Linked DNA regions of Homo sapiens: region 1 is linked to region 2. A link is a loop called in an ENCODE intact Hi-C map of the cell type or tissue named here. Cell type or tissue: endothelial cell of umbilical vein. All regions are shown on one strand.

Evidence for each region. Hi-C counts contacts between places; a loop is a spot of excess contacts. Peaks named below come from ENCODE experiments on the same cell type or tissue, not always from the same donor. Only the 100,000 strongest peaks of a DNase experiment are listed, where the experiment ranks them.
Region 1: a loop joins it to region 2, with 7 times the contacts of the local background. A loop is called at or near these places in 22 of 110 quality-filtered maps.

The regions. Positions count from the first base shown.
Region 1 is chr20:1,501,872-1,506,871 of GRCh38, reverse strand. No RefSeq gene overlaps it. Among named protein-coding and RNA genes, the nearest start is that of SIRPB2, 13 kb to the right of the region's middle. In endothelial cell of umbilical vein, a CTCF peak has its summit at 3,051 (motif pointing right); a DNase peak (open chromatin) is centred at 3,071; H3K27me3 peaks cover 345 bases.
Region 2 is chr20:1,774,860-1,779,859 of GRCh38, reverse strand. It overlaps the pseudogene LOC100289473. Among named protein-coding and RNA genes, the nearest start is that of SIRPA, 120 kb to the left of the region's middle. In endothelial cell of umbilical vein, a CTCF peak has its summit at 2,440 (motif pointing right); a DNase peak (open chromatin) is centred at 2,419; H3K4me3 peaks cover 733 bases; H3K27ac peaks cover 517 bases.

The sequences.
Region 1 (5,000 bases), 270 kb after region 2:
CTCTCTTCTGATACTTTTGTCCAGTCCAATGGCCTTATATATCATTGAAATATAGCTCAAGGACTCAAATTTATTTCTCCAGCTGGGACTTCCCCCATGAATTTCATGTCCATCTGTCTACTCAACAGCTCCATTTGTCTGCCCAATAATATCTCAAAGCTTACATCCCAAAATCTGGCCTTCTGCTTATCCCCCAAAACTCTGCTCCACCCACAGACTCCCCCATTTCGGCTGATAAGAACTCCATCTCTCCAGCTGATGAGCCAAAAACCTAGGAGGTATGCTTGATTCCTCTCCTCTCTTATCCCGCTCCCTTTATGTCAGGAAATTACATTAGCTTTAAAATATATTCAGAATCTGACTATTTCTCACTATCCCCATTGCCAGATTTCACCCTTCATCCTCTCGTTCCTGGATTGCTGCCATTAGCCCCTCACTGGTCTCCCTATAGCCAGCATAGGAATCCTTTCAAACAAAGGCCAGATCATGTCCCACCTCTTCCCAAAACTTGCTACAGCTGCTCATCTCACTGCAAGTAAAGCCAAAGTTCTTACCTTGGCCCTCACAGCCCCTCACCACCTGCTTACCCCAACCCCCTTTCCCTGGTCTATATTTCTTTCCACAGGCCTTATCACTTTCTAAGATACTATATCATTTACTTATTTACTTTATTTATTATTGTGTATTGCCTGCCTCCCCAATTGGGATGTGTACTTCAGTTAATAAGGACAGTGAGTTTTGTCTGCCTTATTCACTGATGTATCCTAAGCACCAAGAATAGTTCTGGTACATAGCGCATGCTAATATTTGTTGAATGAATCAGTGACTACACCCTACAATCTCTCATATTGGGGTGAGAGCAGAAATGAAGAGAAGGATGAATAGACAGCAGGAGACAGAGGGGGAGAAAGAAGAGAGAGCCCCTAGGTCTAGGGCTGCAGAGAACATTCCTTAGTCCTGCCAGCTCTAATAGCTTGTCCCATGATCTGTGGCTAGAAGTTATCACAATATTTATGAAAATCACTCTTTGGGAAGGTAGCAATGAATACTGGATAGTAAGAAGGAGTTTGTGTGCTTGTTCTGGCCTCAAACCCAGGGCTGATCAATGTCTACCATTTCCCTGGCTCCTGAAAGATGCATTCTCTGATGTGGAGCATTGTCATGTGTCATTACCAGGTTCCAGGGAGGGAAAGTGAAGAAAGAGCTGCCCTTTGCTTCACCTCTTCTGAGTAACAGGGTTGAAATTCTCTATCTTCTCTCTGGCTCCAAGCACTCTCCTGCCCTGCCCCTCCCTTCTTAGGATAAATCCAGTTAACAGAGCCTGAGGCCCCAGGCACCATGACTGGCCACATCCAGTCCACCCACATCGGTGGCCCCTGGCCAACTTTACTGCCAACCCTACTTGTGGGATGCTCCTGTGTATAGGATAAAGCACACAGAACAAGGTGCTGGGAGGCTGAACCCAAAGGCTACTAACATGGCAGACCAAGACGAGCGAGAAAGGAAAAGCCCATACAAAATAACAACAACCTTCCCCAATTTCTTTCCAAGTCAAGTTTACCCAAACTTGTTGAACAGTCTCCCTTTGTGTTCCTGTCCCTGTACCCAGTTTATTGAACAAGCTGGACTCAGTAGGGTTGAAGCAGAAAGCTGCTTCATTCTTCTTCACCACTGCCCTTTCAAATCTGCCAAATTATTCCTCCTAAGAGGCAGTAATGGTACCTATTATTCAGGTAATAAAAATTGCAATCTCTCATTCAATATGAGTGATGGTGGGCTTCTTGGCTATTTTCCACCTTGCTCTTCCATTCTTCTTTTCTCTCACTGCCACCTCTGGAGCAGAGGAAAGGGGAAACTAAGGACTAAGGCTGGGGTGATTTATGACTTGCCCATATTCTTGCCACCTCATCAGGCCAAGGGCAGGATTTAAACCCAGATCCCCCTGACCAGAAGCAGAGGTCTTTCTGCTCCACTGCAGCTATAACACATTTATCTCTCTTTCCCTCTCTATAACACACACTCGCCATAACACACGTATCTCTCTCCCTCTCTCTCTCTCTCTCTCTCTCTCTCACACACACACACACACACACACGGTGTGGGGAAGGCGTTTAGGTCCTTCCTAGCTAGACATTCTGCTGCCGAAATAATGATGCCTGAATATTTGGTGAGAACAAAAGCGCTGCATACATAGGCATGTCAAAAGGAAGCCTAAAAATATTTAACAGACACAAAAAATAGTCGGAATCCAGGTGTTCAGGCTGCTTTAGGGAGGTGTTGCTTCCCGGGATGTTGGGAGACTACCAGATAAATGCTCACGAAACAGCACAGCTCAGATCAATTACATCACGTAGAAAATCGGACAGAAGAGGACTTGCTTCCTTACTGATAAAAGACCTAAGACTAAGGCTGACCTTGACCAGGGTATACAACCAGGGTGATTGAAAGAAATCCCACTCCAAGTGGAGCCGGGCTACATAGGACCTGGGGTGGAAGATAGATCCAAGGAGCAAGACGGAGGGATCTAGCTCCAATTTCTAAGTCCTGGACAAGGGAAACCTGTGTCACTGTGTTGTACACTGGAAACTGCTCAGCTACGTTGAGTAGTGAAGTAAAAAATGAAGTATTAATTTAATGAAAGTACCCAGCATGGCCCTGAGAAAGTGCACTATTTTATTGGGAAAAAAAAAAAACTTTGTTAAATATTATAAGGTGCTCAGTAGCATTAATAATCATGCAAACTGGGAAGAAACCCCAACTCCTGACTTCTCTTTGGGAGGGGAAAGGAGTGGAACATTGATCCAATATTTTGACTTTTTGGGGTGCTGCCAAAGGACTAGTTTCCATCTTGCCTGAATTTAAATGCTGACGGGAATGAGGACCAGGTTTGAGGCCACTGAAAACGAAGATGATCAACATGACTTGGTCTAGCACCAAAATATGCAGTATCACAGATAAATAATAGGTGGAGCTATTAGTTTGTTCTAGCATCAGTCTGCAGTATCACAGACAGAAACTAGGTGGAACTTCAGTACCGTGGCTTACTGCAGCACCAGCCAGACCGCAGCATCATAGGCAGACACTAGAGGGAGCGCTTCAATAGAAAGACCTCTTCCGTTACGTGATTACACACTAAGTCCCAAAAGGGTGCATTCCCAGAGAAGGGTTGACAGGTCTCCAGATTCTCTAGCCAGGCTGATTGGAGAAAGTCCTCCCTGTAGAAAACCAGACCACAAAGACTGCACGGGGTAGCTGAGTTTTCAAATGCCAAAGTACCAAGAGAAGATAAGAAGACATATAAAGGGACAGGAAAACATGGCCTATTCAAAGAAACACATTACATCTCTAGAAACTGACCCCAAAAAAATACACGAATTATCTGACCAAAAAAATGCAAAATAATAATCATAAGAATTTTCAATGAATTAAAAGAGAGTACAGACAGACAACTAAATGAAATCAGGAAAACAATGGATGAACAAAAAGAAAATATCAAAAAAGAGATAGAAGCTATGAAGAAGAACCACACAGAAATTCTGGAACTGCAGAATACAATAACTAAATTTAAAAATCCACTAGAGGGGCTTAGGAACAGATGTTACCAAGAGAAGAAAGAATCAGCAAATTCAAAGACAGGAGTTTTGAAATTACTGAAGCAAAGGAGAAAAAAAGAACTAAGAAAAGTAAAAGGAGCATAAGAAACTTATGGGACACTATGTGTAACATTATGGAACAACCTACACACTATGAGAATCTAAGACAGACAAGAAAAAGAGAAGGCACCACAGAGACTTTTAAAAAAAATGATGGCTGGAAATTTTTCTAATCTGAGGGAAAAAGTAGACATACAAATTCAAAAAGCTCAACAAGCTCCAACCAGGACGAATCTAACAGCATTTACACTAAGACACAATTAAACTGTCAAAAATAGAAAAGAGGCTGAAGTGGGAGGATCACTTGAGCCCAGGAATTTGTGGCTACAGCAAGATGTGATCACGCCACTGCACTCCAGCCTGGGTGACAGAGGGAAACTTTGTTTTAAAAAAAAAATGACAAAGAGTGAATCTTGAAAGCAGCAAGAGAAAAGCAACTTGTCACATACAAAGGAGCTCCTATTAAATCATCAGCTAAAGTCTCAACAGAACCCTTGTAGGCTAGAAGGAGTGGGATGTGATGAGAGAAAAAATAACTGCCAACAAAGAATACTATATAGTACTAAACTGCCTTCAAAATGAAGGGGAAATGAAGACTTTCCTGGATAAACAAAACTGAGGGAATTCATCACCATTAGACCTGCCCTGAAAGAAGTGCTGAAAGGAATCCTTCAAGTTGAAATGAAAAGATGATGAATGGCAACACAAAGCCATACAAAAGTATAAATCTACCAGGTAAACATAAACATAGAGACAAATATAAAATCTGGAAGTATTGTAACATAGCTGTATAAATCACTTTTGAATTTGGTATAGAATTTTAAAAGCGAAAGCATGGGAAGTAACTAAAAATCTATGTTGATGAATACACAATATAAAAAGAGGTAATTTGTTTTGTTACAGTAACATAAAGAGGGCAGAGAAGTAAAGAAGTAGAGTTTTTATATGCAATTTAAGTTAAGTTGTTATCGGTTTAAAATATCTTGCTATAACTTTAAGTCTCTTTGTGTAGTTGCAATGGTGATGACAAATAAAATATGAATAGAATACCAATGCTCTTCAACTTATGATGGGATAACATAAGAATAAACCCATCAGAAGTCAAAAATATTGTAAGTCAAAATTGCATTTGATGCTGGCAACACAGCATACTGTCCCTGACTTATGTTCAACTTACAAATTTTCAACTCTACAATTATGCAAAATAATACACATTTAGTAGAAACCATAACCCCATTGTAAATCATAGGAACTTTTTATCTTATGCTGGGCTTACATTCAGGTACTGTCTGTATACACAAACAGAATTGAAAAGAGAATCAAAATATGTCAGTACAAAACATACAA
Region 2 (5,000 bases):
GGTTGAAGGACAGTGATGAACATCCAGCCTCAGCTCAGCGCCTGGTGCCTGACAATGGAGGCAATGACTTCATCACCAGCAAGGCATGGGTGACACTGACCCGACAGGATGTCTCATCTGAGATCACCTGCGAAGTCACCCACAGGGCCCTGGCAGAGCCCCTGAAAACAACCATGAATCTCTCCCAAGTGCTCTGAGGTGAATGGGCAGTCAGGTGGGGTGGACATTAACCCTGGAAGCATCCAGCTTTCAGGGTTTTTGCCCAAAGCCTCATTTCATAAATGGGGAAATGAAATTCCTCATGGATTTCTGATCATGTGTATTGTGGTTATAAGCGCAGGTTCCAGGGGCTCGCTGTCTGGGTTTTAATCCTAGCTGTGCCACTTTACAACTTGTGGGATCTTGTGAGTTACTTGACTATTTAATACCAGTTTCTTTATATAACAGGAAAAAAATGAGGACCTACTTCATAGCTGTCCTGTGAAGATTAAATGAATTATTCCTTATAAAACACACATAACAGTGCCTGGCATGCAGTGACTTACTTACGAATGTTTGATCTTGTTATTATCTGGTCCCAGACTCCCTTTCTAAACATCTTTGTTCTATTAATGTCATTGTTACAGTTTTTTTTTTAAATGTTTATTATTCATTTAATAATAATGAATATCCACTGTATGCCAGACCCTGTGCTCAGTGCTGGGGATGCAGCAACGAGCAAAATAAAGTCCCTGTCGTCATGGGCATCACCTTTTACTAATTCTTAAAATTATATTTTCTGATATGAAATATTTCAAAAATACAGAATATAGCAGACACCCAGGTACCCTTACCCATATTTAATGAATATTAACATTTAGCCCTATTTGCTTTACATTACGCATACAAGAAAAAAATATTTCTTTAAAAAAAGGCGAGAGACCTTGAGGCTGTTCCCTGGGAGAGGGAAGCATGGGTGGCCACAGGCAGGGGCTGATTTCACCAGGTCTTACTTCCTATTCCTCTGTCTAGTTGTCCCCACCCTGAAGATCACCACTGAAACCTCTGGGACCCATGTACATGTGCAAGACAGAGTGAATCTCACCTGCCACGTCCTCCACTTCTATCCCGCCCACCTGCGACTCACCTGGATGGAGAACAGGAGCATGATCCAGACCCTGGTGTCCCCTCGTCCCCTCAGGCCACCAGAAATCCAGATGGGACATACTCTCTGGAGCACACGTGGCAGGCAGAGGCCACGCTGGAGGAGCGTGAGTTTGCTTGCTGGGTGGTCCACGATGAGCAGCCCCCACTCAAGGCCAACGTCACCCTGCAAGCCCAGGTGCGCAGGCAGGGGAAAGGTGGGTACAGCCTCTGGCCCAGCCCCTCTGGACATCCCCTGTGGGCAGCACGGCTGGGGAGGGTCAGAGACTCAGGGCGGCATTGGATGATGGTGAAGGAAGGAAGGATACCCGCAGCTGGTGATACAACTCTCACACATTCGCCCCCAGACTCCACTTCTCACGCCTTCCTCCACACCCTCCCCAAGAAGAAAGGGTGGGACTCCCCTTCCCTAATTCCATGCATTCTTGATGTTGAAAGTTCTCCACCTTAACACTTGACTGCAAGAAATGGCAGAGGTTAAGGACTGCTGAGCACCAAAGTGCCTTCTAGAAAGGCTATTAATCAAGACTGGCACAGTTGAAAGTTTCTGGATGGCAACTTTAAACAGAGGCCAGAATTCTGAATTCAGCTGGAAAAGAGGGTCCATGCACGGCCTTACGTAGGGTCAGGGCAGGCCCTTACACGGGGTCAGGACAGACCCTTACATGGGGTCAGGACAGGCCCTTACACGGGGTCAAACAGATCCTCCTCCTCCTTTCCCTTTCCTTTTCCCCCTCACTTTCCTTCTCCTTCCATCCTTCTCTTTTTCCTTGTCCTCTTCACTTTCTCTCTTTTTTGAGTATTTTTATATTATCTTATTATTATTTTTTTAACTTTGGTTTTAGGTCTGGGCCCATGTGCAGGTTTTTACATAGGTAAACTGTGTTGGGGGCAGTTTGGTGTACAGCCTCTGTTATTTTTTGACTTTTTAATAATAGCCATTCTGGCTGGTGTGGGATGGTATCTCATTGTGGTTTTAATTTGCATTTCTTTAATGATTAGCGATGAACATTCTTTCACATGCTTGTTTACCGCGGGTGTGTCTTCTTTTGAAAAGTAGCTGTTCACATCCTTCGCCCACTTTTTAATGGTGTTATTTTTTTACTTGTTAGTTTATTTAAGTTCCTTATAGATTGTGGATCTTCGACCTTTGTCGGATGCGCGCTTTGCGAATATTTTCTCCCATTTTGTGGGTCGTCTGTTGGCCGTGCTGATCGTTTCTCTGGCCCGCCTTGCCGCCTGGAATCTCTGCCTCCGTCTCTCGCTCACTCTTTGCGGCCTCAAACCGTTTTCTCCACAAGAGGGAGCTGTCGGCCGGCAGTTCAGACCCAGAGAGCGCGGGCGGCGCTCCTTCCGCCCGGCTGGGATGAGCTCGGGAGAATGAACTACCGGCCCAGAGGCTGGGATGAGCTCGGGAGAATGAACTACCGGCCCAGAGGCTGGGATGAGCTCGGGAGAATGAACTACCGGCCCAGAGGCTGGGATGAGCTCGGGAGAATGAATTACTGGCCCAGAGTGGGCCGGCTGGGCGGTGGGGGCGCTCAGTGTCCGAGAGGGTGGGTGGAGGTCATTAGGATCGGCCGGGCCTTGTGAGCTAGGGGTAAGCCAGCCTATGGACCCACAGCCCTCCAGAACCACGTGAAGTCAAAAAGGACAGTCCCCTGGGGGCAGTGAGGGTGGATGCCTCGGAGTATTACAGCGCAGGCCGCTGCCAGGGTAAGGGTGCCGGACCGGCAACAACAGCCCATCTTCCCACCAGGGCCCTCCACCTCGCATTCTCTCTCTCCCTGACGGAATTGGCCTCTTATCTGGCTGCTGTAAGAATTCTTAAGAGGAATGATCCCACTCAGCTTTCAGTCTCCCCGTGCCTTTTTGTCTGTTGTCCAGCAGAGAGAAGAAAAACACTCACCCAGCAGGATATACAGGTCTGGCTGAAAAACTCAAAACTGGTCCTTTCTGATCAGAAGCAAGTTACGATACTTCTTTATTGACTCATGCTGGTTTTTTCTTCTTTTATTTTTCTCTTTTGCCTGCATGCGGTATATCTGGCCCACTGCTGCAACATTAACCCCCTGGGAGCATCCTTTTGATTATATGGCTCCGCTATGCAGCTTTGTGGGGCCCCGTGGTCTGCAGGGGGAAGGGCAGCCCCTTCCTTTTCTGGCATTTAGGCCCCTTTCTATTTGGTGTTAACAAAGCATTGCAGCTATCCTTCCCCAACCTGGCCCATAAATGCCTTCATCAGCACCCTCACCTGTTACGAACTCCCCACTCTGTCTCTGTTCCTACTGGGTGACACCCGTAGAGCATTTACTGCACACTAGGCATCCTCAAATACATTATCTGATCCTACAACAGAGCCCAGAGCTAGCACAGGGACCAAGGTCTCAGAGGTTCCAAACAGCATAGCTGGGGTTAGAATGCAGGCGTGTCTGTTCAAAAATTCAATGTGTTTTTCTGCATTTTTCTTTCCTATCCTGCCCGAGAATACAAAGCTTAGTGTTATCTCAAGTCTCTTCTCAAATCTCAATTTTAAATGCTCTATTTCTGATATTTATTTCTTCCTGAATTGTGTGGTCTTATCGGTCCATACCAGTTAGTTCTCACAATTAGTATTTAAACTACAAGGGCGTTCCCAAAGTCCCCCGACCTGGGGTTTTATTCCATTTACACCCATCTTCCGTGATTAGACTCTCACATCCTTGAAGCAGGGACTGGCTCTTATGTTTCGAGGTGGCCAAACGTCGGAGTCAAACAGATCAGTGTCCCCAGCCATGTGACCTAAGACAAAACAACTCCCTTTCTTTTTTTGAGATGGAGTTTTGCTCTTATGGCCCAGGCTGGAGTGCAATGGTGTGATTTCAGTTCACTGCAATCTCTGCCTCTCGGGTTCAAGTGATTCTCCTGCCTCAGCTTCCCAAGTAGCTGGGATTACAGGCACACACCACCATGGCCAGCTAATTTTGTATTTTTAGTAGAGATGGGGTTTCACCGTGTTGGTCAGGCTGGTCTCGAACTCCTGAACTCAGGTGATCCACCTACCTCGGCCTCCCAAAGTGCTGGGTTACAGGCGTGAGCCACCACACCTGGCCGCAACTCCCTTTCTGAGTCAAGTTTTCCATTGTTGTAATGACAATTGTTATACCCACCTCAAAGAGCCCTGCTTAAGATTCCTTTCCTTGACTCCTGCTTGGCATCTGGACAATGGGGCCCATAGCAAGTTCTCTGCAGTGACTGTTTGCAGTTTCCACAGTGCCTAGCCCAGAGCTGAGCTGCAAGTAGGACAATATTAAAGGTCATTGGTTAATATAGAGCCAACTGTGCAGAAGTAGAGGCAGCTATGATGTAACAGAAAAAGGCCTTGGCTTGGAGTCAGAATTCCTGGGTTACAATGTCAGTTCTGTTCACTGTGAGGCCCTTGGATGAGTCACTAACCCTCCCTGAGCCTTTTCTTTATCTGTTAATATTAAAAATATGATTAATAATAATTCCTTGGATGGTCATTGTGAGTATATGGTGCGGAGGGCTACCGTTTATATAGTGATTACTGTGTGCTACATATTCTACACTAGTTACATCACTTAATTTATTAATTAACTCTGAGAGAAATGCAAATCAAAACCACAATTAGATACCATCTCACACCAGTCAGAATGGCAAGTATTAAAAACTCAAGAAATGACAGATGCTGGCAAGGCTGTGGAGCAATAGGAACGCTTTTACACTGTTGGTGGCAATGTAAATTAGTTCAACCATTGTGGAAGACAGTGTGGTGATTCCTCAAGGATCTAGAACCAGAAATACCATTTGACCCAGCGATCCCATTACTGGGTACATACCCAAAGGAATATAAATCA